Regions from separate parts of the Homo sapiens genome. Here region 1 is linked to region 2. The links are chromatin loops, found by intact Hi-C in ENCODE. Cell type or tissue: HCT116. All regions are shown on one strand. Links, peaks and the distances in the headings refer to the core of each region. The heading gives the core; the rest is flanking DNA. Region 1 overlaps USP32 (ubiquitin specific peptidase 32). Region 2 holds the start of CA4 (carbonic anhydrase 4).

Region 1 (15,300 bases), core at 4,998-12,997, 86 kb before region 2:
AAAAGGTAGAAACAGTCTATACATCCATCAGTGGATGAATGGTTAAACGAGATGTAGTATATACACACCATGGAATATTATTCAACCATAAAAAGGAATAAAGTACTGATACATACTACAACATGGTTGGACCTCACAAACATGTTAAATGAAGGAAGCCAGACATAAAAGGTCATATGTTGAATCATCCCATTTACATGAAATATCCAGAACAGGCAAGTCAATAGGTCCAGACAGCAGACTGGTGGTTGTTAAGGTCTGGGCGAAGTGGGTAATGGGGAATAACTATTTAATGGATGACTTTTTAATTGAGGTGTATCAGAATGTTTTGAAACTTAATAAGAGGTGGTCACACAGCATTTTGGATGTACTAAATGCCATTGAATTGTATGATTTAAAATAATTTCATATTATGCCATTTTCACCTCAAAAAAATAAATAGTTTTTGGTTGGGCACAGTGGCTCATGTCTGTAATCCCAACACTTTTGGGAGTTCAAGACCAGCCTGGGTGACATAGTGAGACCTTGTCTCTAGTTAAAAAAAAAAAAAAAAAAAAATTAGCTGGGCATAGCACACACCTGTAGTCCCAGATACTTGTGAGGCTGAGGCAGGAGGATTGCTTGAGCCCAGGAGGTCAAGGCTTCAGCGAGCTGAGATTGCACCACTGCACTCCAGCCTAGGCTAGAGTGAGATTCTGTAGATAGATAGATAGATAGATAGATAGATAGATAGATAGATAGATAGATAGAGTAGATTTTTTTTTTTATAATCCCAGTGTAACAGTGTTTCACACCCACTAGAATTGCTGATGGGAATGTTAAATGGACAGCCACTTTGGAAATTGACTTGCCAGTTTCAAATGTTCTTTAGGTGTTGGATGGATAAACAAAATGTAATATATACATACAGTGGAATACTATTCAGTAATAAAGCACAACCAACTGATGTCTGCCACAATAATAGATGAACCACAAAAACACGCAAAGTCAAAGAGGCCAAATTTTTAAAAGGCCATGTGTTTTATCATTTTATTTATATGAATAGTTGAGAAAAGACAAATCTGTAAGAGACAAAACATAGATTAGTGGTTTCCTGTTGCTGAGGGTGGTAATAGGAATTGACCAAAAATGGCTACAGCAGTCTTTTTGGATTAATTGAAATGTTTTAAATGTTCTCAAACTGATTGTGGTGTTGGTTGCACATATCTGTAAAGTTATCAAAATCACTGAGTTGTACACTTAAAATAGGTAAGTTTTATATATATGTAAATTATTCCTCAATAAGGCTGTTTTGAAGAACATCATTGGTTACATGAACATTCTGCAAAAAATGTAATTAATTAATTAATTGGAAACACCAGTTGTTTTTCTAATTTTTTTTAATTTTTAAGTTTTTCCCAGAATCTTTTCCTGAAGTAATTATTCTTGATACTGCCCTATGACTCTTGAAATTGGTTTATCAATAGAAACAGTGTTGTTTTACTAATTGGGTTTTGGCAGTCTCTCCTAATTACATCTAAATGTTTCGCGGTTTTCCTTATAAAACTTCTAATGATAATTTTTGTGCGTTGCCACCTATTTCACACTTTGTTTGATGTATTTAATTTCTTTTGTACATACAGAGGATGGTTAGAACGAGAGAGCAGGTATGGTCTGCAAGCAGGACACAACTGGTTTATCATCTCCATGCAGTGGTGGCAACAGTGGAAAGAATATGTCAAATACGTGAGTTAGATTCCTGTCTATTTACATTTTTCACAGGATTTTCAGCTGCGTGAGACTTCCAGCCAATAATAAAATGCTATGACTACCAGCCAATAATAAAATGCTCCAACTTAAATAAAGATTCGAAGGGAAAGGAAATGAGTGTTTATATGATACTTGCTATGGTCTAGGCTTTGTGATTACACTTCCACATACATTTCTTTCCTTGCAACAACCCTAAAAAAAGATAATATTGGGTACGGGGGTACCTGCATATGTCACATACATCACATCTCATTTATTTCTCGCACCACCCTTGTGAGGAAGATAATATTATACCCATTTTACCTGTGGGGAACCTGGTGCTGAAAGAAAAAGTAACCTGAATGTCATGATCAGGGTGGAAGATCTGGGATCAAACCGAAGGACTGACTTTAAAGCTTATATTCTCTCAACTACATCATTTACATTGTCCTTTATTTTACCTTTTCCATTAAAATGGAATTTTTTTCAGAACTAGAAAATTGAAAAGAGTAATGCCAAGAATCAAGTATTTGCCTTCTTGGAGAGCCAACTGATATATACACTCATTGCCAAATGATCACTAACGAAAATTCTAATCATTTGATTCCTATTTGCCTGTATTTCCTCTGTCACTGCTTATTATCAGAATATTGGTAGTTACATACTTTTTACATTATCTATCTCATCATTCTTTCTCATCCTTTTTCCATTTTGCAGAGTTTATTAATGTGTTTTCACATGTAAAATATATTAATTGGGAAACACGGACTTTGGTGTCTCTGAAGGAATAAAAAGTAGGCAAATGACTTCCTGGACCTTGTAGGTAGATAATGATGGTATGTGTAGGTAGAAAAATGAGAATATTGGGGTACAGCATCAGTCATTATTTTGAAATACTTTTTTGGTTTTTATATTTGTAGCTTGGCCTTAGAATGAGTGGTTGTTAATGTTTTAATGAGTATAGACTCAAAGAATAACCTAGTTTTGTCTTGGATGTATTACGTTTTGTTTTCCGTAGGAACACAATAGAGATCTTACTCTTAGCAGCGTGTCCCTTATAAACAGACTGAACTGCACTGACAAGAACATGAACCTGGTTTATTGTTGCCTACCATAGTCCTTTTGTGCACTAAAGAAATTTGGGGAGGGTAGTAAGGGAGAGGTATACATGGGAGAATCTACATATTCCCTTCTCCACTCTGGCATTTGATATTATTTTCTAGCATGCGTCTGTCAAATGCAAACTTTAAAATTTACTTAAGAATGAAGTCTGGCTGGGCCTGTAATCTCGGGACTTTGAAACGCCCAGATAGGGGGATCACCTGAGCCTAGGAATTCAAGACCAGCCTGGGCAACATAGTGAGACTCCATCTCTACAAAACAAAAAAAAATTTTTTTTTTTCTGAGACGGAGTCTTGCTTTTGTCGCCCAGGCTGGAGTGCAGTGGCGCGATCTCGGCTCACTGCAAGCTCCGCCTTCCAGGTTCACGCCATTCTTCTGCCTCAGCCTCCCGAGTAGCTGGGACTACAGGCACGTGCCACCACGCCCGGCTAATTTTTTTTTGTATTTTTAGTAGAGATGGGGCTTCACTGTGTTAGCCAGGATGGTCTCAATCTCCTGACCTCGTGATCTGCCCTCCTCGGCCTCCCGAAGTGCTGGGATTACAGGCGTGAACCACCACGCCCGGTCCAAAAAAATTTTTTTTTAAATTAGTCATGCTTGAGCCGGGTGTGGTGGCTCACACCTGTAATCCCAGCACTTTGGGAGGCCAAGGCGGGCGGATCACGAGGTCGGGAGATCGAGACCATCCTGGCTAACACGGTGAAACCCCGTCTCTACTGAAAATACAACAAATTAGCCGGGCATGGTGGCAGGCGCCTATGGTCCCAGCTACTCGGGAGGGTGAGGCAGGAGAAAGGCTTGAACCCGGGAGGCGGAGCTTGCAGTGAGCCGAGATCGCGTCACTGCACTCCAGCCTGGGCGACAGAGCAAGACTCCATCTCAAAAAAAAAAAAAAATTAGTCATGCTTGGTAGTGTGCGCCTGTAGTCCCAGCTACTTGGGAGGCTGAGGTGGGAGGATTGCTTGAGCCTGATAGGTCAAGACTGCAGTGAGCCATGATCACACCACTACACTCCAGTTTGGGTGACAGAGCAAGACCCTGTCTCATAACATAAATGAATAAATAAAGGCAAACTTAGAGTTACAATAAACCTGGGAGGAGAGGAGTATCGCTTTATATGGAGAGAAAGGAGGCAGAGTATGGGAATTTATTCAATAAGATGGGGAAAAATGTAAGTGGAGTAACAGCAGTACTTTCTGAAAATACATATTAATTAGAAAAGTGTTTTTACTAAATAAAGAGACAGGGAACTATGGCAACTTATTAATAAGGTGGGGGAAATGTAAGTTGACTAATAACAATCCTCTGAACATGTTTTAATTAGAAAAGTGTTCTTTTCTAAAAGTAAATGCAAATAACTGCACACTGACAGATTTTTTAAAAATGTTTTTAAACTGAATTCAAGTAACCTTTTTAAAAAAGTGACATTCTGGGCCTTGTTTCCTCCATGTGTAAAATTAGAGTAATAATAATAATCGCCCTCATAGTGTTACGAGGATTAAATGAGTTTGATGCATGTTAAGTGTTTTGTTGTTGTTGTTTGCTTGTTTGTTGAGACAGGATCTTCCTTTGTTGCCCAGGCTGGAGTGTAGTGGCACAATCATAGCTCACTACAGCCTCAACCTCATGGACTGAGGCAATTCTCCCACCTCCTGAGTAGCTGAGACTCCAGGCATGCACTACCACACCTGGCTAATTTTTTGATTTTCTGTAGAGATGGGGTCTCACTATGCCTGCCAGGCTAGTCTCGAACTCCTGGGCTCAAGCGATTCTCCTGCCTTGGGCTCTCAGAGTGCTAGGATTACAGGCACCCAGACTCTTGTTAAGTATTTTAAAACAGTGTCTGGTACATAGTAAGTACTAAATAGGTAGCTATTATTATGAGAAACTTCAATAAGGTAATTGTAGTGAGCTTGGACTCTTGTCCCTTGCACTTGCTTTATGACCTTGAATAAATTACTACTTCTTGCTCTACCTCAGTTTTCACATATGAACAATGAGATTAATAGTAATATCTATTTAAGTAGGGATGTGAGAATTAAATGAGTTAATACATGTGAAGCACTTAGCCCAGTGCCTGGCAGATAGAAACTCTATATAAGGTTAAAGGTAATAATGGTGGTAGTAGTAGCAGTAGTTATATGAGGATTTAAATTTCTTCTTTCATGCCAGGCATGGTGGCTCACGCCTATTATCCCAGCACTTTGGGATGCCAAAGCAGGCAGATCACTTGAGGCTGGGAGTTCAGCACCAACCTGCCCAACCTGGAGAAAACCCGTCTCTACTAAAAATACAAAAATTAGCCGGGTATGGTGGTGTATGCCTGTAATCCCAGCTACTCAGGAGGCTGAGACACAAGAATAGCTCGAACCTAGGAGGCAGAGGTTGTAGAGAGCCAAGATGATGCCACTGCACTCCAGCCTGGGCAACAGAATGAGACTGTATTTAAAAAAAAAAAAAAAAAAATCAAATTTCTCTTTCCAGTCCATGTGGCCACTTTGACAAACGCCTTGTTTAAAAAAAAAAAAAAAAAAAATTTGGGCCAGGTGCAATGGCTCACACCTGCAATCCCAGCTCTTTGGGAGGCTGAGGCAGGCAGATCACTTGAGACCAGGAGTTCCAGACCAGCCTGGCCAACATGGTGAAACCCCGACTCTACTAAAAATATAAAAATTAGCCTGGCGTGGTGGCGTGTGCCTGCAGTTCCAGCTACTTGGGAGGCTGAGGCAGGAGAATCGCTTAAACCCAAGAAGCAGAGGTTGCAGTGAGCCGAGATCATGCCACTGCACACCATCCTGGATGACAGAGTGAGACTCCATCTCAAAAAAAAAAAAAAAAAAAAAAGAAAAAGAAAATTAGTGTTGACATGTCAGATAATTTGATCTTAGAGCTTCATCTGCCTACCTAAGAGAGTACTTAGCTTTAATTTTTTCTCTTCATAAAATGACATATTTACTTACGAATATTACTAATTGTGAGGGTAGTATGTTTCAAATACTGGCAAGACTAAATGGAAAGATCAGAGACCAAGGGATCAGGAAAAATGAGCCATCCTTTCTTAGAAGTGGCTAACCCCAGATTTGCTGATTCACTGGAGCATGAATAATTTGATTGTGTCTCTGCTCATGGAATCTTACCAGTCTTTCCCCGCTTTAATGTGTCAAGCTTTATTCTTCTATGTGTAATCTCCTAAAAAAATGTAAATGGGGAAGAATGGTGAAATCTTTTCTATCATTATTACATTACATAATGTGTATCTTCCTTTTTGAGAACTATGAAGGAGCAGCTATTACTATTCACATGCAGATTTTCCTATTTAGTTATCACGTAACTTTAGAGCTAGAAGATACTTTAAATCACCTTTCGTGCCTCTCTCCCATGGGCTTTGGGGGGTCCCTGTTCTCCTTAGCCAAGGCTGGAGGCCAAGAGCAGCCCTCGAGGATCGTCGTCAGGACTGCCACGAGTGGGGCAGCCTTGTTTTCCTGCCTCAGACATGTGTAGTTGAGTGGGAAATAAAAGGAATGAAACACCTCTCTTCTCTGAATTTACAAATGAAGCCTCTGAGGTCCTTAGGTTTTATAATTGCCCAAAGCTGTATCAGACAATTATTTTATTACTTTATCTAGCACTCTAGAGCTCAGTGTCCTGAGTCCTGCCTTAGTACCTAATCTGTTGCTCCATGCTGCCCTCTATTTTTCCAAAGCTAGCATTTCAGTCACTAGTGAAATATGAAATTGACATAACTGTTAATTGATTCTTGTAACATACCTATGTACAGGGCATAAAAAGTAGTAGTATCATCAATAGAGAAAAAGGTGAATCTTGACCCATATTTTAGAACACATAAACTATTTATACAACTCACAGGGAATCCTAAAATCTCAAAATAAAATTCTCTTATATTAAAATAAGTACCTAGTCCTTTTGTGAATTGTTGACTCAGAAAATGAGGACATTTCTCTCTACAGGTGAAACTTTACCTATTTAGAAATCTATCTTCTGAAAACCAGGGTTCTAGGATAATTTTGAATAGTTCCAGACCCCTGAAGTCAATAAAAACAAAACATGATCCTTTGATGTTTTAGAAAAACAAAAATTTCCGCAAGCAGCCAGAAATGAACAGTCAAAAAAAGCTAGTGACTCTAAGATTCTGCAATATATAACTGTGATTGGTTTGTTCATCTTATAGAAGGAAAGTGGTAATAAGATTAATCGGATGAAAAGGTAGCTATTTCACTGAAAGCCAAGAAGGGTAGAAGGAACAAGAAAAATAAGCGTGTAGGAAGGGGAAGAAGGAACCTGAGTTGTGCTGACAGTTTCAGGCAGTGGAGAACAGTGAGAGCATCAGGTTCCTGTAATAGAAAAGAAAGCCGAAGACAATGAGAAGACAGACCAGTCTAGTTTGTTTGGAGCATTGGAAGAGAAGCAAAGAAAAGCCCATATTCTCCAAGTCTAAAGGTTATTACTCACTGTACCATGTTAAAAGCATGTGGTAGAACCGCAGTTGCTAGAGGCAAATGTTGCAATCTCTGAGAAGTTATTAGAATCATCCTGTTCACAAATTATTATAAAATTTAGCCTAGCAAATTTAATGCCTGGTAATATTTTTATTATCCTGTTTTCTTGCCAGTGATATATATAGATTTAACCTATGGACTGAGCTCTTCAGAATGAGAAGCATTATTACAGGAATGGTTTCATTTACATTTTCTTTAGAAACATAGGCACCATGTAAGACTTTCAAACATGTTAAAACATTTAAGATACAATTCCAAATATTACTCCTTGAAATTCTCTTACATGCCCATCTTAGAGGAAAACTTGAAGAAAATTGTTTGCTCAAATAGACCCAATCTTCCTCAAAATATATTACTACAAATTTTTTAGAAAGTAATTTGTGGTCGGGCGCAGTGACTCACGCCTGTAACCCCAGCACTTTGGGAGGCCAAGGCAGGTGGATCACCTGAGGTCAGGGGTTCAAGACCAGCCTGGCCAACGTGGCGAAACCCTGTCTCCACCAGAAATACAAAAATTAGCCAGGCGCAGTGGTGCGTGCCTGTAATCCCAGCTACTCCGGAGGCTGAGGCAGGAGAATTGCTTGAACCCAGGAGGCAGAGGTTGCAGTGACCCAACATTGCACCACTGCACTCCAGCCTGGGCAACAAAGCGAGACTCTGTCTCAAAAAAAGAAGGAAAAAAAAAGTAATTTGTAATGCATCAACTTTATATAAATGGAATATAGAAGTGAGTATAAATTTATAAACGGATTACCTTGCCAAAAATGTGATGGTTATTGAAACATCATTTAAGATCACTTATAGCAAAACTAAAGTGATTTTTCTGGAGGAAAACAAAGTGACTTGGAAGACTTTAATTTTTCTCAAAGGTGGCGCTGTTACTCTTTCAAAATGGTTTTGCTGTCTGTCTTGCTCCATCTTTATGGGCAGGAAGCAAATGACCTGAAAACTAAATAAATCTAAATCTTCTTCTAAAACACAAGTTCCAGAGCAGGTAGCAGATTTAATAACAAGTCAATTTCTAAGCTCTTAACATCTGGAGCACATTATAAAAACAAATGCATGAGACTATAATCCTCACTAGGGCAATAGTTATTAATTCTGGCTGCATATGTAGTGAGATCACATAGAGAACTTTAAAAATGAAAAAATGCCTTTGGCCGGGTGACTCATGCCTGTAATCCTAGTACTTTGGGAGGCCAAGGCAGGAGGATTGTTTGGATCCTCCAGGAGTTTGAGACCAGTCTGGGTAACATATTGAGACCCCATCTCTATGAAAACTTTAAAAATTAGTTGGGCATGGTGATGCATGCCTGTGGTCCTAGCTGAGGTGGAAGGATCACTTGAGCTCAGGAGTTCAAGGGTATAGTGAGCTATAGGCGACTGAGCAAGACCCTGTATTAAAAAAAGAGCCTTTGCTATACTCCAGACTAAAAAAATCAAAAAGCATAAGTGAAAAAAAAAAGTTGAATTGATTTAAATAATAAGGCATTTATGTTTATGGAAAATTTTCTTTTGAAACCTAATTTAACCAGGTGAGGTGGCTCACACCTGTAATCCCACCACTTTGGGTGACTGAGGCAGGAGGATTACCTGAGGCTAGAGTTTGAGACCAGCCTGGGCAATACAGTAAGACTCCATTTCTACCAAAAAAAAAAACAAAAACAAAAAAAACAAAGAGTCTCGCTCTGTTGCTCTGGCTGGAGTGCAGTGGCATGATCTCAACTCACTTCAACCTCCACCCCCTGGGTTGAGGCCATCCTCCCACCTCAGCCTCTCAAGTTACTGGGGACTAAAGGTGCACACCACCATGCCCCACTATTTTTTTTTAATATTTTTTTGTAAAGACGGGATCTATCCACGTTGCTCGGGCTGGTCTCCAACTCTCCTGAGCTCAAGTGATCCAGCCACCTTGGCTCCCAAAGTGCAGGGATTACAGACATGAGCCACCATCCCTGGCCAAAACTTGTTTTAATTAAAAAAAAAAAAAAAAAGAAAAAGAAAAAAGAAACCTAATTTAAATGTCATGTATTTTGTGTTGGTATGAATTCCATATTAGAAAAGCTGTGAGAAGCTTGATATTATCTTTAAGAAAATTAACACTTAGGACTAATTTATACTTCTTTTTTGACATAGATCATTTTGGTTCTACTGTCTTGTCTACAGGATTTTGGTTTCTAGGCCAGGCACAGTGGGTCACGCCTGTAATCCCAGCACACTGGGAGGCCAAGGCAGGTGGATCACTTGTGTTCAGGAGTTTGAGGCCAGCATGGTGAAACCCTGTCTCTATTAAAAATACATAAATTAGCTGTGTGTGGTGGCAGGTGCCTGTAGTTCCAGCTACTCAGGAGGCTGAGGCAGGAGAATCATTTGAAGCTAGAGGCGGAGGTTGCTGTGAGCCGAGACTGCACCACTGACCTCCAGCCTGGGCGACAGAGCTTGACTCTGTCTCAAAAAAAAAAAAAGAATTTTGACTACTTTGGTGAACCATCTAAATTTTAAAAATTGATGGTCCAAAATTCATATGTAATATAGATTCCTACTTCTTAATCATTTTTTTAAACTATGGTCACCATTTTTCTCATGTAATGCCATACAGTTAACTTACATAAATAATTATGCCATTTTTACTTAAAATTTAAAAAAATTTTTTGGCTACTAAAGTGAAGCAGTGGTAACAGACAAGGAACAAAGAAATTTATAACTGTTTGTGATTAATTAGTTATTTAATCATATTTTCAAAGGAAACTTTATATCACTACTTTAAGTAGAAAACTTATGTCCACTGGGCACAGTGGCTCACGCCTTTAATCCTAGCCCTTTGGGAGGCCCAGGCAGGAGTATTGCTTGAGGCCGGGAGTTCAAGACTGACCTAGCCAACATAGCGAGACCCTGTCTCAAAAAAAAAAAAAAGAAAAGAAAAACTGAATGGGCATGGTGGCTCACGCCTGTAATTCCAGCACTTTGGGAGGCCCAGGCGGGCAGATAACCTGAGGTCAGGAATTCAAGACCAGCCTGGCCAGTATGGTGAAACCCTATCTCTATGAAAACTACAAAAATTATCTGGGCTTGGTGGCATGCACCTGTAATTCCAGTTACTCGGGAGGCTGAGGCAGGAGAATCTCCTGAACCTGGGAGGTGGAGGTTGCAGTGACCCGAGATCACGCCACTGCACTCTAGCCTGGGTGACAGAGTAAGACTCCGTCTCAAAAAAAAAAAAAAAAGAAAAAAAGAAAAGAAAACTAGTGTCGCTTGCCAGAAATAGAAGGCAATAATATTATTAAATTCCAGCTAATAGTGTTGCCTTTTGAAGACTCTGCTATTTAGGATTGTTCTCTCTTTGTTAAAAAGAGAAATAGAGAAAATATGAAATGTTAGATTAGCATATTAGCACTATATAAACAATACAATGTTTGGTGAAAGAAAAAAATATGATTTTTTTTTTTTTTTTTTTTTTTGAGACAGAGTCTCACTCTGTTGCCTAGGCTGGAGTACAGTGGCGCAATCTCAGCTTACTGCAACCTCCCGGGTTCAAGTGATTCTCTTGCCTCAGCCTCCCGAGTAGCTGGGATTACAGGAGCCCTCCACCACCCCCAGCTAATTTTTGTATTTTTAGTAGAGATGGGATTTCACCATTTTGGCCTCCTGACCTCAAGTGATCCATCTGCCTCGGTCTCCCAAAGTGCTGGGATTAAAGGTGTGTTCAGTTATTGTAGAAGGTCACATAGGTATAAGTCATAGCATTGCCCTTCACTCTATGTACATACACCACTCATCTTTTACATATATACATATTTTTCAGTCATAAGAACTAAAACACAGTTATTGCTAAATGATGGAATCTGAGTACATGTGATATTTTCTTCATGTTTTCTATATTTTCTACATTGACCATGTAATCTTTAATAATAAAAAAATTATATACATTCATGTACTATGGGAAATAAGGAAGAAAAGAAAAAAATTTAAGCTTTATTTACTTTTAATGTTAAAAAAATGGCTGCCAACAGAATAGAGTGTAAATTACTTTATGTGGCACAAAATCCTTCACAGTCTGTTTTGTCTACCTTGCCAATTTTATCTATATACATACTTTTCCTCCTGAAAGAGATTAAAATATAGCTATGTATTAGAATGTTTTTAAATGTCTGTGGCCAACCACAGGAGACTTAAAAAAATAGATAATTGTGAGATTTGTTTCTGAAGACTACATAGTTGTCAGATTATAAACTTTGCTTCTTATTCTCTGATTTCCTGATTTTAGGATGCCAACCCTGTGGTAATTGAGCCATCATCTGTTTTGAATGGAGGAAAATACTCATTTGGAACTGCAGCCCATCCTATGGAGCAGGTCGAAGATAGAATTGGAAGCAGCCTCAGTTACGTGAATACTACAGAAGAGAAATTTTCAGACAACATTTCTACTGCATCTGAAGCCTCAGAAACTGCTGGCAGCGGTAAATATGACCTATTCCCCTGAGGTTTATTGGTTTATTCCCCCTGGATAGGTCTTTCTTTTCTTTTCTTTTTTTTTTTTTTTTTTGAGACTGAGTTTCACATTTTGCCCAGGCTGGAGCGCAGTGGCGCGATCTCTGCTCACTGCAACCTCCACCTTCTGGGTTCAAGCGATTGTCCTGCCTCAGCCTCCTGAGTAGCTGCGATTACAGGCACCCGCCACCACGCCTGGCTAATTTTTGTATTTTTTTAGTAGAGATGGGGTTTCACTATGTTGGCCAGGCTGGTCTTGAACTCCCAACCTCGTGATCTGCCTGCCTCGGCCTCCCAAAGTGCTGGGATTACAGGCGTGAGCCACCATGCCTGGCCTCCCCATGGATAGTTATTAAGGCAGTCTAATTTGACAGAGGCTGTAGTGAATATGGTAATAGGAGATCAGGCTTCCATTAACAGAAATAAGTTTTGAATGAAATGGTCAATTGTAAAATTCTTGAATATATTAGTATTTTTACAAAGAAAACCTCTTTTCCATATTATACTTCATTAAATCTCTCAATATGGAAATATTTTCACTATTTTCTTTTGAGACAGGATCTCGCTCTGTCACCCAGGCTGGAGTACAGTGGCATAATCACGGCTTACTGCAGCCTCTGCCTCCTGGCCCCAAGCAATTCTCCCACCTCAGCCTCCTAAGAAGCTGGGACTACAGGCACGCGCCACCATGCCCAGCCATTTTTTGTGTGTTTTTATTTTAGGGATAGGGTTTTGCCATGTTGCCCAGGCTGGTCTCAAACTCCCAGGCTCAAGCAGTCCTCTGGCCTCAGCCTCTCAAAGTGCTGGGATTACAGGCATGAGCCATCACATGCGGCTATTTTCACTATTTTCATCAATCAAGCCCCATCTTTCCCTATTGCTATTAAATTATTTAGTCAGTAAATTTAAATTTTCAAAGATAGTCATCTCCAGGACTCTCTCTAGCCATAAACATAATTAAATTAAATGCACCCCACATCAGATTCTATGTATATTTCAGGCCAAAATATGGAGATTATTTTGTTAAAATACTGAGAAAGAATTCAGATGCCTCCCATAATTCCCTTTAGGCCTTGGTACTTACCTAAAACTTCATGTTTCCACACCTACAAGGAAGATGCTGTGGTATTTCTATGGCCCAGCTGAATTGAGTTGATTGCTGTTATTCTGGTACAGTAGCAGAACCCTCAATCTTACCCTATTGTTATTTATTTATTTACTTAAAGAGACAGGGTGTCACTCTGTTGCCCAGGCTGTAGTGCAATGGCATGATCATAGCTCACTGTAACCTCCAGTTCCTGGGCTCAAATGATCCTCCTGTCTTAGCCTACCTGGTAGCTGGGACTACAGGTGTACACTGCCACACACAGCTAATTTTTTAATTGTTTTGTAGAGACGAGGTCTCATGTTGCCTGTGCTGGTTGCAGTCTTCTGGCTTCAAGCAGTCCTCCAGCCTTGGCCTCCCAAAGTGCTGAGATTACAGGCATGAGCCATTCCTCCTGGCGTGTGTTATTATTTCTTCCAAGATGTTCTTTTCCTTTTCTGTGGAAGGTGTAAGCAAATTGGACAGAGCTAGCATTTTCTTCACAAAGCTCCTTGTAGAATCTGCTTCTTCCCTCCCTTTCTGGTATTACAAAGATCACTTAGCAGTCCTAGAAGTGCTGTCATCAGCTTTAACATGAGGATTATTTCTTAACCCCATCTAAAGATCCTGTTTGGTATGTGCTTACCATATAACTTGTGACACCCAAAGGCTGCATACCACAGGCAGAAGGTTACAAAGTGATGACTGCTAGATTGTTTACCAAAGATTAGCATGTAGTTGAGAGTTGAAATGGCTTAAAATACCACTGAGGCTCACAACTCTAAGCCATGGTTAATCATCTTCTGTGCATATTTTCGTATTGTAAAGATCATGTATTTCTTTCAAAAGAACTTGTGGACATTGAGTTCATAGATACAATAGGATCTAGCCCCCATTACTCTTTTGTTGGAGTTCTTGTTTTAGTTTTCTTTTAATTTAGTGACTTCATATCACCATTATCTACCAAGAACATTTGGAATATTTTTCTAGTTTGAGGAAAATAATTAAAGGATGCTATGTAGAAGCCCAGCCACTTAGCCCAGCTCTTCCCTTCCAGTCGGAGGACATATAATTCTCATTATGAATTATTAGATATTCTAGGAGGGTGGCCAAATGTTCATTTGGTAATAATTTTAAAAGCTCTTATTTTTAGTACCATGCCATGTATTGTTCAGAGAAGGATAACATTTCCTGTCTTCTACAGAATTACCAGAATCTTAATCTGTACTGACATGTCAACAGAGTAATACAATACATGGGCATTGAGTTCATATCCTCAAGCCTGTTTATGTATAATAACTAAAAATAAGAGATTCTATCCTCTTTTTTTTTTATAGGCTTTCTGTATTCTGCCACACCAGGGGCAGATGTTTGCTTTGCTCGACAACATAACACTTCTGACAATAACAACCAGTGTTTGCTGGGAGCCAATGGGAATATTTTGTTGCACCTTAACCCTCAGAAACCAGGGGCTATTGATAATCAGCCATTAGTAACTCAAGAACCAGTAAAGGTAAGTAATTTTACATCTAAACTTAAAATTATTCTCTTGCAAGCTATTAATAAATTTCATTTCAGAGGTTTTAGCACATAGCAAAACATTGATGGTTCATTTAATTACTGTATTATAGATGGACATCTCTTTGTATAGTACATTTCTGTGAGAATATTTATGATTTAGAACTTACATAGAAGTAGTTTAGTAACCCTTGGCATTATTGTTATTCTTACTTAGGACAGCTATTCTGAAAATGTTGTTTCACATACGCTATGTATGAATTTTTTTTTCCAAACTAGTATTTTTTATTGTTTGAAAGAAATCTGTGAAGTTATTTCAAGTGCTTTAGTGATTTTTCCAAATGATATGCTTTGAGTTTCATTTCTTACATAGTTTATTTTGAAAGTCAAAAATAAAAATCTCTCATTAAAAATTCAGTTTTTTTGCTGGACGTGGTGGCTCATGCCTGTAATCCTAGCACTTTGGGAGGCTGAGGTGGGCAGATCACCTGAGGTTAGGAGTTTGAGACCAGCCTGGCCAACATGGTGAAACCCCGTCTCTACTAAAAATACAAAAATTAGCCGGGCATGGTGACGTGTGCCTGTAATCCCAGATACTCGGGAGGCTGAGGCAGGAGAATCACTGGAACCCGGGAGGCGGAGGCTGCAGCAAGCGAAGATCGCGCCACTGTACTCCAGCCTGGGTGACGGAACAAGACCCCGTCTCAAAAAAAAAAAAAAAAAAAAAATTAAGTTTTTCCAGCAACATGAAACTGGGTGGTGATATATGAGTTTGTTTTCCTGTTTCTAGGTATTGCTGAGACCCAAAAACTTTTGTAATATTGAAAGTCAACATTGTCATTC
Region 2 (15,300 bases), core at 4,606-12,605:
CTAAGACAGCTCAGCCAGTCCCTGCTGCAAAGGGCACACGCTGGCTCCTCTCTGTGCAGAGGACACCTTCACCCCTCACTCCGCCGCTTTGAGGATGGAGCACCTAACTTGGGAGAGGAGGTTTCAGCCTGCGTGGACCCCAAGAACCATCCGAGGGGTGGTTGGGCTGAGAACTGGCAGAGGGGGTCTTCCGGTGATGGGGTCTGGGGTTGCAAAGAAGGTGCCTCCAGGATCGGATCCCTGTGCCCAGCCGCTTGAAGCGCCTTTAGCTTCTTATCAAATATTAACATGCCTTTCCTGCCACCTCCCACCTAGAGGAATAATTAAGAGCTCGGCTTCACCATTAATCTTTAAACGAAAATCACCCTGTCCGGAAAGACCGGCTCCGCAGAGGCCTTGGGGCTCCGGGTCCCCCACCCCCCGCCCCCGCCAGGCTCCCAATTCAGCGCTGGAGGTTAGGGAGGCCAGGGGAGCTTGCGACCCTCAGGGGCAAGGAACCCGTGTGGGAAGCGCGGCTTCCAGGACCCTGCCAGACCGCCCTTGCTCTGGCCGCGGGGCAGTCACCCAGCGCTGAGTCCCAGCGGGACGGACGGAAACCCACGGGCAGACGGAGGAGGCTGGGTGAGAAAAGAAGGCGTGCGTTGAGGCGGGTCCGAGAAGCATCCTTTTTTTTTTTTTTTTTTTTTTTTTTTTTTTTTTTTAAACGGAGCACCAGGCTGGAGTGCAGTGGCGTGATCTCACTGCAACCTCCACCTCCTGGGTTCAAGCGATTCTCGGGCCTCAGCCTCCCGAGTAGCTGGGATTACAGGCGTGTGCCACCACGTCCGGCTAATGTTTGTATTTTTGGTAGAGATGGGATTTCACCATGTTGGCCATGCTGGTCTCGAACTCCTGGGCTCAGGTGATCCACCCGCCTCTGCCTCCCAACGTGCTGGCATTTCAGGCTGGAGCACCCGCGCCCGGCCTGAGACGCATCCTTATCAGGGACTCCCAACTCGTCTCGCCGGGCCACGCGCACACACCCTCACCGCGCACACCCGTGCACACGCTCCCCCAGCCGGTGCTGACACGCGTGTGCACACACAAGCTCGCGCGCTGCCCAGTCCTCCCGCACCCTCGCGGCCCCCGGCGCACACGCAACCCGGGACCCCAGCGCCACCGACGCTCACCGGTCGCCCGCGGGGGGATCCTCTGCAGGGGCGGGAGCTGGGGGCACGGAGGGGACCGCCGAGGGGCACCTGGGGCCGGAGCCCGGGAGCTCACCTGCACTGGCCGATGGCCGCGCCGCGGAGAGGGCCAGGAGCGCCAGCAGCATCCGCATCTTGCGGGACAGCAAAGAGTCCTCTGAGCCGGGGGTCGCGCACCGAGGAGGCCGCCGCGGGTGCAGCGATCCTGCCGGCCTGGGTTTTATAGCGGAGCCGCGACGGGAGGGAGCCCCGACAGCTGGACGCGGGAGGCGGCTCCTCCCCCTGGCGGGGCCTGCCCTCCCCTCTCCACCTTCCCCTGTCCCTCATCTGAAATCCTCCGCTCTCCCCGGTCCCCCGCCCTGCCTGGCCACCTCTTGCCCTGTGCGCAAGGCCCCCTCACCCACTCCGCGTCCTCTCCACTCAGCAGCGGCGCCCTGCCCCTCCCCCATCCTACTCCTGGTCCCTGGTTTGGGAACAGGGACACGACACCACAAAGTGCTTGACCCACACAAAGATGAGTGCCCCATGATGACTTTGATCATTCTGGCGCCACCCCTGCGCAGTGGTCTTGAATGGGACCTTGGAATGGCCTTGGGGTGGGGGTGGGGGTGGGGGTGGAGATGGCCTCGAAGAGATGAGAGGCTGAGGGGCGTGTGATGCCGTTTGTTGAATCAGTGGCCGCAGAAAGGCTCTCCTATCTCTCTTTGGCAGTGGCCATTGATTCTCTGGGTCTCATCTCTTCTATTTCCTCCCAGGCTGCTCCAAACTTAATTTCTAAGCAGACCAAAGACCTTTCTTCGAATACAGAGCAAAGCTGTCCCTAAACTACTGCCCTTGCTGGTGTTTATGTGATGACCAGGGAGGGTTGATGGGGCAGAATTAAGAAATGGATTGTAAGAGGATTCGGTGAGGGAGAAGCTGATGGGGTCAAAGGGGAGGAGCTAGGTTCTTTGAGCCCCCCAGGTGGAGAGATGAGATGGGAAGAGAAGAGACTGGGGTCTGAATGGACCCCTGGTTCTCCCATCTGGCAAGACCTCCAGAGGAGTCCAGGGGAAGTTCCCTTAAGGGCGGCTCCAACATTTGGGGAAATGGGGTCCCCCCCATGCCCCCAAGCTGCCTCTTGTCTCCTCTCTTAGCTGTGCCCTCCTGCTACTGCAGGTCCTCTGTGTCCCACATGGGGTGGGGGCTTCTGTGGGAGTTTGGGAAGCTCAGGCTGGGGTGCGGGAGAGGGACGGGGAACCAGGCAGTGGACCTGGACCTCCTCCATCAATCCATCAACAGGAAGCCCCCTTTTTCTGGTTTAGCCACTCCCCATCCGCTGCCAACCTCTCAGTCCCTACCGACCTTCGAACCTGGGCTAGGGACTTCTGAAGGGGGATTGCCTCCCCCAGAAGGATTCAGGCAAAGATGCTTCCTCCTTGCTTAGGGTTGAGGCTGACTCCCCGCTCCTGGCCCAGGATCACACAGCCTCACAGAGCAGCTTTGATCCTACAGAGAGGCAGGAGGGAGGTGAGGGGGTGTCCATGCCAGGCTTAGGGCTCTATTGTCAACACCACTGTATAATGTAATCACCAGCCTGCGACCATGACAGCCACAGGAGGGATTCCACACCCAGAGCCTATTCTGGGGAGTGCATTTGTGTTCACAGGGCTATAAAAATGTCCCTTTCAGGACTGAGGAAGCCTGTTCCTGGGAATAAAAACCACCCCCAGGGAGTCCCTGTGACCTCTGGCCAGCCCCCTGATGAGCAGGGGAGAGGCTTGGGAAACTTTGGTGGGGTTAAGGGACTGTTGATCAATGATCCACTTTAAAGTTCATTGCATTCAGGCCCCCCAGGAGAGAGGGGGGCCCTGGGTGCATTTTGGGACCATAAAGATGGGTGAGGAGAACGAGTCCCTGGTAGGGCATCCCCTCTGAGGAATGCGGGAGGGGTAAAGCTATACACTCTCTTATGGGTGCATCTTAATTATGGGCACCACAGAGCCTGCACATTGGCGATGGGGTGGTGGACTGGTTCCTGCTCCATCTGCCATCTCTAACTTCAAGGTTACACAGGGTGAGTGGCCCTCTCTTCCTGTTCCTGGTCTTAACATTCTCAGCCTTATCTCCAGCCCTGACCCCAGTCCTGGCCTGCCATAAACCAGTCACCTGTCACTATTTAGACTACCTGGGGCCCTGCTTACCTGTAGGGGACAAGGCCTGATTTAGGGTCGTTAGAGCTGGAATGAGTGCTGACATGTCCCAGCGACTTACAGGGCCCATAAAGCTGCCAGCCCAGGCCACCTGAGTGGGAGAGCCCAGCCCAGCAGCCCCAGCCTCCTTCCTCTTACTCTGCAGAGGCCCCCAGTGTTCTGAGTTCAAGTCTTTGCTCTTCTTCTGACTCACGGATGACCTTGGGCAACTTTCCTGCACCCGGCTGATTGCAACTTCCTCATCTATAAACTGGAGATGGTAATCCCTGCCCGGCTGACCTCCACCAATAAACAGTTATTTGGAGTCTGCTGTGAACCAGGGCCTGCCCAGCCCAGACTCTCACAACCGGCCTCTCAGTGCCTGGGTGTAGCCACTGGCCCATGGCGGATGCAAAGATTAATCACACTCTTGTCCTCTGGGGATGTTTGCACGCATGGCCCTGTCAGGAACAGAAGGGAGGCCATGGGAAAGCTAAGGGGCTTTGAGACACATAACCCTGGAGTCACTTCTGGCTCCATCCACTTGCTCTGTGATGGCAGCTGAGCCTCAGTTTTCCTCATCTATGAAATGGAAATCATCCCCCAATCTCTCTCAAAGATTGCCCTGAGGCCTCAGTGAGCTAAAGTCTGAGGAGGCTGGGCCCACGGCTTGGCACATTGGCACATGTGGCCATGACCTCTAAGCAGAGTCCCCTTAGCTGGATTAAATCTGACCCTAGGCAGGTGTGGAGGCAGCATTGGGTGGGATGGAACATTGAGTTAGCACTGGAGAGGGGCCCTGGCACATCCAGGCTCTTCCTGGGCTCCCAAGGGCAAGGAGGAGAGCCCTGACTGTAAACCTGGGAACATGAGGTTCAGATGCAGCTCCCGCTGGAACTGTGAGAGCCATGGAGTGGAGGCACAAAGGGAGCTGAGACCCTGCACCCCTGGGTTCACAGCTCAGGGGAAGGTCAAATACATTGCCCTAAACAGAAACCTATCATACCTTATGCTCAGCGTCGCAGGAGGGCAGAGAGAATATCAGGCAGAGGGTCAGAATAGGAGTAGGAGCCACACTGCCCGGGGTCTACATCCCAGACCCGACACTCAGCTTTCACCCCCGTCAGGCTCAGTGTCCTGATCAGGAAAATCACCAGCCTTCGACCATGATTTTAAAAAAAAACCAAAATAACAAAAAACACAGCAGAAATAAAAACAGCAGCTGCCGGGCACAGTGGCTCATGCCTGTAATCTCAACACTTTGGGAGGCCGAGGTGGGCAGATCACTTGAGGTCAGGAGTTCGAGACCAGCCTGGCCAAGATGGAGAAACCCCCGTCTCACTAAAAACACAAAAATTAGCCAGGTGTGGTGGCGGGTGCCTGTAATCCCAGCTACATGGGAAGTGGAGGCAGGAGAATCACTTGAACCCAGGAGGCAGAGGTTGTAGTGAGCTGAGATTGTGTCACTGCACTCCAGCCTGGGCAATAGAGCAAGACTCTATCTCAAAAAGAAAAAAAAAAAAAGAAAAAAAGAAAACCAGCAATACCTTCACAAGAGCGTGGTTAAAATTCCACAAGGTAATGCTGGGTGAAGGGCCTGTCTGGACACTTACTGAGTGCTCAGTAAACCTCAGCTGTAATTCTTAGTTGTTAAGGCCACAGTGGCCTTATGCCCAGAACAGCACAGGAGCCCAGAGGAGCAGCCCCTAACCCAGCCTGTAGGAAAGAGACTGGGGAAGCCTCCCTCAAGAGATCAGACCCGCACTGAGTCTTCAAAGAAAAGTAGACTTTAACTTAAAAAGGGAAGGGAGATGCAGGTGAAGGAAACAGAATGAGAAAAGGCATGGAGGTGAGGCTGGAGAGGGGTTTGGGACCAGACAGGGCTTGTCTGTTAGGATTGGAAGGTTGGACTGATCTTTCCTTTGGTGCGGGATAGATATCAAGATCTTAATTTTATAGACTGGGGAACATTCTCAGAGAGGGTCACTCGACCCCAGAAGCAGGTAGGGATCCTCTGTTACTTCTATGAGTTACAGAAGAGGAAGCTGCGGCTCAGAGAGGGCAGTGGTTTGCCCAAATTCACAGCAAGGAGAGAGGAGTACAGGTGGGATTAGAACTTTGGTCTCCTGCTCCACTTCCCAGTGCTCTTTCTGTGCCATCTCACCTCCTCCCAACACCACATACTTCCCTCCCGCTGGGAGTCCCAGCCTCCATCTGCCCTGGCTTTCCTCACCCGCAGATTCTCCGCTGACTCGCAGATTATTCAGGGAAAGGTTTGCAGAGATTCCAGCTTTTGTGTTCCCAGAGAGTGAGATTAAATCCACACAAAAGAAGGGTTAGTCAATAGCCTGGGCTCCACCTCTCCCCAGCCTGGATCTCTGCTGTATTCCAGCAAAGACGAAAAAACTCCTTTCCTGCCAGCACCTGTGGAGGCTGCGTGCCCTCTTCCCACCCTCTATGCCTGCCCTATTTCTCTGGACTGTGCAGAGAATCTGGGGGAGGGGAGGGAGGGGAGGGAGGGGGCCGGCAGAGAGAGCTGGAGACTGTCACTAGGGAAGGACAGGAGCCTTTTTGGTACAGGAGTTGGCAGAAACTTCTGGCCCCGAACATTTTGAAATAACAATAGCAGTAATACGTGTGGAAAAACCCAGTGATAGAGGTGACATATGTTCTGTTCCTCTCCTGCAGAAAACTCAGGAATACTCCCCCGTGGTCGTCCCCTCCCCTCTCAGCATCTTGGCCACAACAGCCCAGGCTCACACCAGCAGGACACTGGGATCAGAGCGAGGTCAGATTTTGCAAGTGTGTTCATTTACATTCTGGTTTTGTGGTGGAGGGATCCCCTAAAGAGGGTGATGAGGGGGAATTGGGTTGGGGAGAAGAAGAGCCACACGAGCAACTTTGGTGGGGAAAGGAATGGTCCTTCCTTAATTAACATTGTGACAACATTAAGAAAACAGGCTCGCGGGTGGCTTGGCGGTGGCTCGCACCTGTAATCCCAGCAATTTGAGGGGCCAAGCCTGGCAGGTTGCTTGAGCCCAGAAGTTCGAATCCAGCCTAGGCAAGATGGTGAAATCGGTCTCTACAGAAAATACAAAAATGAGCTGGGCATGGTGGCACATGCCTGTAGTCCCAGCCACCTGGGGGGCTGAGGCTGGAGAATCACTTGAGCTCAGGAGGTGGAGGCTGCAGTGAGCCAAGATCACACCACTGCACTCCAGCCTGGGGCCTGGGTGATAGAGTGAGACTCTGCCTCAAAAAAAAGAGAGAGAGCGAGAGAAAGAAGAAAAAGAAAAGAAAAGGAAAGAAAAAAGAGACTTGGCCAGGCACAATGGCTCACACCTGTAATCCCAGCCCTTTGAGAGGCTGAGGCAGGAAGGTCACTTGAGCCCAGGTGTTTGAAAACAGCCTGGGCAGCATAGAGAGACCCTGTCTCTACAAAAAATAAAAAATTAGGGGAGTATGGTGGTGCACGTCTATAGTCCCAGCTACTCAGGAGGCTGAGGTAGGAGAATCCCTGGAGTCTGGGAGATCGAGATGGAGGCTGCAGTGGGCTATGAGCATGCCACTGTACTCCAGCCTGGGCAACAGTGCAACAGTGTGAGACCCTGTCTGTAAAAAGAAAGAAAGAAAGAGAGAGACAGAGAGAGAGAGAGGAAAGAAAGAAAAAAAGAGAGAGGAAAGAAAGAGAGAGAGAGACAGAGAGAGAGAGGAAAGAAAGAAAAAAGAGAGAGGAAAGAAAGAGACAGAAAGAAGGAGAGAAAGAAAGAAAAGAAAGAAAGAAAGAAAGAAAGAAAAGAAAGAAAGAAAGAAAGAAAGAAAGAAAGAAAGAAAGAGGAAGAAGGAAAGGACTAGCAGGGGTGGGGGCTCACACCTGTAATCCCAGCACTTTGGGAGGTGGAGGCAGGTGGATCATCTGAGGTCAGGAGTTTGAGACTAGCCTGACCAACATGGTGAAATCCCATCTCTATTAAAAATACAAAACTTAGCCAGGTGTGGTGGCAGCGCATGCTTCTAGTCCCAGTTATTCAGGAGGCTGAGTCAGGAGAATCGCTTGAACCCGGGAGGCAGAGGTTGCAGTGAGCCAAGATCATGCCACTGCACTCCGGCCTGGGTGACAGGGCAAGACTCTGTCTCAAAAAGAAAAGAAAAAAAAAAAAGAAAAAAAGGAAGGAAGGAAGGCAAGCAGAAAGGAAGGAAGGAAGCAAGCAAGCTCTTTCAGGGGTGTGTGTGTGTGTGTGAACTTCTTTTTCCTGATTACCCAAATAACACTTGCTCATTGTAGAACATTTGGAAAGGAGAAAAAGAAACATTATTCATAACCTTATTTCCCAGAGGCAATCATTTTACAAATTTGATGTATTTTTAAGAAAAAACACCTCACCTCAATCCGTGTTTAATTTTTCTGTGTCCCCTGCAGCCTTTATCTATATGCAAGCGCGCTATTGACATAGTGAACAATGGAGGGTCCTGCTTTTTAATGTCCACATTTCAGTGTAAACCTGAGTCCGTGTTACTGGGCAGCCTTTGCAACTTTCATTTTGTGGCTCCACAGTACACCCAGGTTGTATCATCAGCTCACTCCCCATTATAAAGAACATTGCAGCAAACGCCTTCCCGCTAGATGGACAGGGCCGCTGGATGGGCAGGGAACCTGGGAGTCTCAGCTCCTCTACCCAGCTCCCTACTGAGGGGAGCTGCCCTAACTAAGTTCATGAAAATAGTTGAGGAGTGCGGTGGGGGCTGGTGAAGGTCCCTTGGCGGCCAGTGGGAGAATCAGAGCCTGGAGTCCTCACTCTGACCTCTGATGTGCCTGTGAGATGGGAAATATGTGTGAGGTTGGGGGTGAGGTGGTTCTGAATAGATTTGCAGCGTGTGAGAAAAAAATGTGCTTGTGGGCGACTCCTCCCTGAGTGCCCTTGCACCACATTGGCGCCCTCTGCTGTCCCTGCTCGTCTAATACTTTGGAAGTTCTTTCTGTGTAACTGTAGACCAGTCTGTCCTTCCTGTCTCCTTTCCATTTAGGGGAAGAGTATCATTTAACAGCAATGAAATAGCATTCAGAGAATTGAAAAAAAACTCTTTAGGTCCACCCCAAACCCAGTACCCAGAACTTTAGCCTCCTTCAGGAGACTTCCCTATTGGAACTACTCTCTCTCTCTCTTAGATATTGAGTTGGGGGTTGGGGGGATGGGGACTGAGACAAGCAGTTGAGAATAAGGCAGCAGTTTCCCTGAAGACCCTGTCCTAGCCACTCCCTTCTCCAGGTGTGGCCCTGGGGAGGGATGGCTGTATTACAGCCCCAGAAAGAAGCCAAGCATTTGGCAGCTCAGCTCACCTCCTGCATCTGATAAGGGTGACACATGGGTACACGTGGGGTGGTTAGATGGGTCTTCCCTGCCCCTCCGTTTATTATGCAAATGGGGAAGTGGGGAATGGCTTTTTCCTAGCAAGTAACTCCGAGATTTCCGAAGTTTAATGAGCCTTGTGTGGTAAAGGATTAGGGGCAGGCCTGGCTTCATGGGGCAGGGGCTTGCATAGTTGCAGAGCAGCTGCACTTAGAAGAGCTTCACATTTTCTTTTTTCTTTTCTTTTTCTTTCTTTTTTTCCTTTCTTTTCTTGAGACAGAGTCTCAATCTGTTGCCCAGGCTGGAATGCAGTGACGTGATTTTGGCTCACTGCAAACTCCACCTCCCTGGCTCAAGTGCTCCTCCTACCTCAGCCTCCCTGGGATTACAGGCACAAGCCACCACGCCCAGCTAATTTTTTTTTTTTTTTTTTTTTTTTTTTGAGACAGAGTGTCTCTCTGCCGTCCAGGCTGGAGTGCAGTGGTGCGATCTCAGCTCACTGCAAGCTCTGCCTCCCGGGTTCACGCCATTCTCCTGCCTCAGCCTCCAAAGTAGCCTGGACTACAGATGCCCGCCACCATGTCGGGCTAATTTTTTTGTATTTTTAGTAAAGACGGGGTTTCACCATGTTGGCCAGGCTGGTCTCTAACTCCTGAGCTCAGCTGATCCACCCGCCTCGGCCTCCCAAAGAGCTAGGATTACAGGCATGAGCCACCTCACCCTGCCCACATTTTTATTTTGTAGCTTATACTGGAGGCTGGGGTTTAGGGGAGCGGTGTCTGTCTTCTGGTTGTATCTCCACCCAGCCAGGGCGGGCGGCAAGGGTGTTGAGATTCTAAAAGCCGTGAGGGAAAGCTCCCCAGGGCCCAACCTCCCCATACAATTCACAGGACAAGTCTGGAGTGAGCGAGGACTATGTCCATAAAAGGAAGGAAAAGACAAGACAATGTTGCCCAATGAGTCAAGCGTGATCGTCGCACAAAGAAGCAGGGCGCTGTTCCCCAGAGCAGGGCCAGTTCAGAGAAGAGGTCGGGAGCAGCTGGACGATAGAGAACAGTCCTCCTACCAGCAGCCCTAGGGCCCTCGGCTGGCGCAGGTTCTGCTTTCTCGCGGGAAACGCTCCCCTACATATGCTCGCTCACAGCCCACCGCCCCGCGCCGCTGCAGCTTCTGTGCCCCGGAAAGCCTCTCCAGCAGCCTGGCAGTGCTCGAGGTGAGCACAGCGTTTCGGCCTCCCGAGCCTGCCTACTCCTCGTGGCGATGTCTGACAGCTAGGTCAGCGGCGCGACGTCCATGGGGGCCCTGCGCGCTGAGCGCGACGTCCAGCCCGAGCGCGGTCCCTAAGCGGGCCAGCCTTGGCCTGGGGCGCCGTCTGAATTGGGCGCTGGCTGCACACTCAGCTGGCCTGGAATGCCCTGGACGGCACCTGCCTGCTTGACTTCTGCCTCTACCATCTGGTCTGGCATTTCGCCCCAGGCTGATGATAAGAAGGTGCCAGGAGGCCCTGGGACACCGCGCAGGAGCACGGCGGGAGCCATACTGGGGCATAGCCCTGGACTGCCTCTCTGAACTGGCCTGCTCTGGGGAAGAGTGCCCTGCTTCTTTGTGCTACGATCATGCTTGACTCACTGGGCAATATTGTCTTGTCTTTCCTTTCTCTTTCTTTTTATGGATATAGTAGCCCTCATTCACTCTAGACCTGTCCTATGAATTGTATGGGGAGGCTGGGCCCTGGGAAGCTTTCCCTCGGCTTTTAGAATCTCAACCCCCTTGTGGTCATCCAAGCTTTCCAAAAAGGAAAGACATTTCTTTTCTTTTTGTTTTTCTTTCTTTTCTTTTTTTTTGACATGGTCTTGCTCTGTTGCCCAGACTGGAGTGCAGTGGTGTGATCATAGCTCACTGAAACTTTCTGGGCTCAGGTGATCCTCCCACCTCAGCCTCCCAAGTAGCTGGGACTACAGGTGCAGTGCCATCACTCCCGACTCATTTTTATGTTTTTTGTGGAGACGGGGCTTCACTATGTTGCCCAGGCTGGTCTCGAGCTCCTCGGCTCGAGCGATCCGCCCGCCCCGGCCTTCCAAAGCGCTGGGATTACAGGCATGAGCCACTGTGCCTGCCCAAGCTTGTGATTTTATATGCTCAGGAGCAAAAATCTGGTCCCGAAGTGGCTGTACCCAGTGTCAAAGAAGGGCATATTCACTTTGTGAAAGATGTGCGGGAGGAATTCCAGGGGTTTTTCTCTCCTGCTTCGCAGGTAGTAGCGTTGGCACAGCTTGGATGGCCACACCGCGGTTGAGATTCTAAAAACCGAGGGAAACCTTCCCGGGGCCCAGACAATTACAGGACAGGTCTGGAGTGAGCGAGGACTATCTCCATAATAAGTGAATTCCTGCCAGTGCCGGGACAGAGCATGGGGTTCGAGCTTCGCCCACCTGTCCCGCACTGCCTGGGACTGAACAAGGCATGGACCTTCGCTGAGCCTCTCAGGCAAGCTCCGACCTCCCCGGTGCTTCCGGGTGAAACCCGCGGTGGTCTAAACAGTTGAGGCAGGCGACGATCCATGAGGGTTGTTGGACCAGTGCGGACGCGTCTTGGAGTTCGGGTCGAATCCTGAGTGGAGGCTGTAGCGCGGACGCGGCTTCCGGTAGGTGGCGGAGGGGCGTGGGGCACTTCAGCACCACGGGGTGGACAGCACCCTGGAAGCAGCTGCGGAAGCCTGCAGCCGAGGTCGCAGCCAGGCTCCCCAGACCCCCGCCTGGTTCCGCGGTCTTTACCCTGGAAGTAGAGGCGGAGGGACAGCCCCAGCGGGACCGAGCTTCGAGACCCGGACCTCACGGCCCACAAGCTGTGCGGAGTTTGGGCCTGCGCTCGGGGGATCTTGTCGAGTTGGGGTCAGGGATGAGGAGGAGGGGGCCGCGGGCGAAGGCTGGCGATTCATCCAGCAGCGCTCAGCAGAAGACCAAACCTTGGTCGCGCCCCTGGAGCCCTCTTTTCCTTGGAATTCCAGTGTAGACACCGTCGCGGGTGCTGGTTGCAAGGGACCCTCAGGTCCCCGCTGGCCCAGACTTGCAGCCTCGTCTAAAACCTCCCGCCCCAGGTTAAAAGGCAAAATAACGGCACCTGGAGGGGCAATGGAGCGCGGACGGGCTGTTCGAGGGCAGCGGGGCAGAACGGTCCCGCTGCGCAGCGCTATGACCGGGACGGAAGCCATGGACCGTTTCTGGGAAGCAGGTAAATGGAATTAAGTAGATTTAAGATTCCAAGGCGTTTTACACGCGGTCCCTTCTGAGCCTCTCAGCAGCCGAGGAAGGTAGGCCCAAGCATCAGCTGTCATCCACGAAGGCTCTCAGAGGGCGGCCGACGCCTCCACGTCACACAGCCGAGGGTCTCTGAAGCCGGGACTCGAATCCAGGGTTCTGCACACCAGATCTGCTGCTAGTCCTCGGCACCTGCTGCCTCGCGGGAGCCCAGTCGCCTGCAGGACAGGGAGTCCCTGCAGCTGCCCCGTTCGCTGTGCCTCCGGGGTCAGTCGTGGGCGCCCCAGTCCAAGCGCGGCCTCGGAACCGAATGGACAAAGACGACGGGGGCTGGAGACGCGTAGGGATGGCTGCGGCAATTACGGCCCTAGGAGGGGGAGCGCACCGCGCATGGGGACCGTGGACAGGCGGGGCCCCCTGATCCAGTCGGAATGAGGCGCGGGGCTCCCGGTTAGCGACTTGCCTATACACAACGCCCCATCTCCTGAGTTCGCTTTCAAGGCCCACCCACTGTTCCACTCATTCAGCGCTGGGCCATTCCACAGGCAGTTCCCCCGAGCCGGCCAGGTTCCACCTTCTGGCTGTTTCAGCTTCCTGAATTTCTTATCCCACCTGCCCGCAACAGCCTTCTGGACCAGCCTGGCGGGACACAAGGCGAGCCCCTGGTACTTAGGAATGTCCACTAGTCAGGGTCTGCACAGTTGCTGCAGCCAGCCAAACACTTTGTTGGGGACGAAGGAGAGGGATCTCTGGTGACTGGGGAGAGCCCAGGTCCAGCTTTTGGGGGCTAGGGAGCTACACTGTGGAGGGAGCCACACCCTGTCCTCTGGGTGACCAGTGAGGACTATACTCACTGTGCACCAACAATGTCAGATATTTCTTTCCTGGACGCCCAGGAAGTTCTCCTCAGACCAGAACTTAGTCCCCGCTTTCCAGCAGCTGCTCAAAATATATAGTCTCTTGGCCAGGCACGGTGGCTCATGTCTGTAATACCAGCATTTTTGGGAGGACAAGGCAGGAGGATGGCTTGGCCAGGAGTTCCAGACCAGCCTGAGCAAGACAGTGAGACCTTATCTCTACAGAAAAAAAAAAAAAAAAAAAAAAGCTAGGCCTGGTGGTGCATGCCTGTAGTCCTAGCTACTCAAGAAGCTGAGATAGGAGGATCATTTGAGCCCAGGGGTTTGCAGCTGTAGTGAGCTGTGTTCATGCCACTGTACTCCAGCCTGGGTGACAGAGGAAGACCCTGTCTCTATAAAAAATTATATATAATATTATATATTACATATAATCTTAGCAGGAGGGGTGGCTGAAAGCAGGCCTGGGTAGGTTTTGTAAAGAATGAGTTCACTGGACTCCTCTGCAAAACTCTACCTGTGGAACCCAGAGCCAAGGCCTTGCCACTCCCTCCCCACTGGGTAAGGCACAAGTGGCAAGTGGGCCAAGGATAAGTGGTAGGGGGACACGAGGGTGTCCAGCCTGTTAAAATGGTCACTGCAGATGTCATGCTGGCCTGGGAGCAGTAGAGCTTGGAAAACATCTGCTGCTGCCTGCCTGCCCTGATGGTCCCAGAGATAGGGTGAGGAGTAAATGATTCAGGGCAGGACCCCACAGCTGATCAGCTGATGGCTTGGTTGGGCACAGCAGATTCAATTTTTGCCTTTTTTTTTAAAATATACAGAGTCTTGCTCTGTTGCCCAGGATAGACTGCAGTGGTATGATCTCAGCTCACTGCAACCTCCACCTCCCGGGTTCAAGCAATTCTGTGCTTCAGCCTCCCGAGTAGCTGGGACTACAGGCTCGCACCACACGCCTGGCTAATTTTTTGTATTTTTAGTACAGATGGGGTTTTGCCATGTTGGCCAGGCTCGTCTCGAACTCCTGGCTTCACGTGATCCGCCTGCCTCGGCCTCCCAAAGTGCTGGGATTACAGGTGTGAGCCACCACGCCCAGTCTAGCAGATTCAATTTTTAACAATCTTCCTTCTCTGTCCCACCTTGGAGCCCTCCTGATTTTGTCTGTTTATCTGGTAGGGCCTGCTGTGCTCCTTGCGGATGTGACCAAAGCTCTGAAGCACAGGGTCCCCGCCTGATCTTCCCTTGCCTCTCAAATGTGGCACCCTCCTTCAGCTTGTATATCTGGGCTTCATGTTCTGAGGCAGGAAACTGGATATTGCTGAGGTACAGCCACTCAGCTGGGACCACAGAAGGCAGAAGAGGAGAGTTAGAAACAGGAGAGGACATAAAGTGGGCACCTTCTCATCAAGGACTGGCGCCTAGCCTGGGAGGCCTCCTTCCTGCTGAATATAATCACAATAACACAATAATAACAGTAGCTCCCAATTCTTGCCCATTTACTATATGTCTCTGCCAGGCATGCTGCAAGTGAGTTATATCCATCATTTCATTTAATCCTTTCAGCAATCTGTGAGGTATGTGCTGTGATGATGTTCATTTATACACATGGTGCTGGTAGAAGTTAAATTACCCAGACCACACTGCCAGAAACAGCTAGGATTCCGGCACAGGCCTTCTGACTTCAGATGCCTCTCAGATGCTTTCCTGGCCTTGCAGGGGTTTTTCTCTGTGGTGCTTCAATGCCCCATGGAGCACGACCTCTCTGATGACCTCAAGACAAAACTCTGCAAAAGAACCCCAGCAGGGTATCAGGCTGGAGGAGTGTGTGTCGGGGGGGGGGGGGGGGCGGGTGTGCATGTGTAGAGGGTGATTAGGTGCATTCTGGATAAATCAGAGTGCCAAGAGGGACTCCCCCAAACTTCCAAGGTCCTTTCAGGGTTGGACAGCCAGGAGAAGGTGGCTTCCTCAAGAAAAGAGGTACTGCTGGAGCCTGTCCGCCCTGGCTCCTTTCAGATCTGTGGGTAAAAGGCAGCCAGTGGCTGAGCTGGGAGTTCAAGAGGAGCACAGGAGCATGCAGGCCTACAAGTCTGTCTCCTTCCTGTCTGCTGATGAGAGCAGCTTGATGAGAGTACAGCTCCTCCCTGGGGATCTCAGAGTCTGATGGAAGTGACATAGTTTATAACTAGGGGCACAAGGACCATGCCTGTTTCTCATAGGGGACCCAGCACCAGGGCAGTGCCAGATACACAACGGGAGCACAATACATATTTGTGGATGGACAATGCTCATTTTTATTTTTCTTATGCCTCAGTTTCCCCGGCGATGGTGTCCTGGACTGAAGAGACTGACTGGAGTGCATGTTACTGCCGACAAAGTTTCAGAACACCGGCCAGCGCAAGACCACCGACATCAGACTGAGATACAACGGCAGCGATCCTGGATTTGCAGGGCCAGGATAAACAAGGGACTGTAGAGACCATTTT

The links. Peaks named below come from ENCODE experiments on the same cell type or tissue, not always from the same donor. Only the 100,000 strongest peaks of a DNase experiment are listed, where the experiment ranks them.
Region 1: it touches region 2 in a loop (10-fold over the local background); 10 of 110 quality-filtered maps call a loop at or near these places.

What each region holds. Positions count from the first base shown.
Region 1 is chr17:60,222,563-60,237,862 of GRCh38, reverse strand. It overlaps USP32 (ubiquitin specific peptidase 32), which reads left to right. Exons shown (of 34, transcript NM_032582.4): 12 at 1,623-1,725; 13 at 11,632-11,824; 14 at 14,277-14,452. It also overlaps SCARNA20. Among named protein-coding and RNA genes, the nearest start is that of CA4, 80 kb to the right of the region's middle. In HCT116, for the core only: CTCF peaks have their summits at 6,534 and 8,257; DNase peaks (open chromatin) are centred at 6,562 and 8,242.
Region 2 is chr17:60,136,056-60,151,355 of GRCh38, reverse strand. It overlaps CA4 (carbonic anhydrase 4), which reads right to left and starts at 1,383. Exons shown (of 8, transcript NM_000717.5): 1 at 1,264-1,383. The coding sequence starts at 1,321. RefSeq lists enhancers at 8,270-8,779, 9,486-10,042, 10,699-11,232, 11,767-12,300. In HCT116, for the core only: CTCF peaks have their summits at 8,302 (motif pointing left), 9,076 and 11,328 (motif pointing right); DNase peaks (open chromatin) are centred at 8,295, 8,702, 9,075 and 11,355; H3K4me3 peaks cover 1,580 bases; H3K27ac peaks cover 510 bases.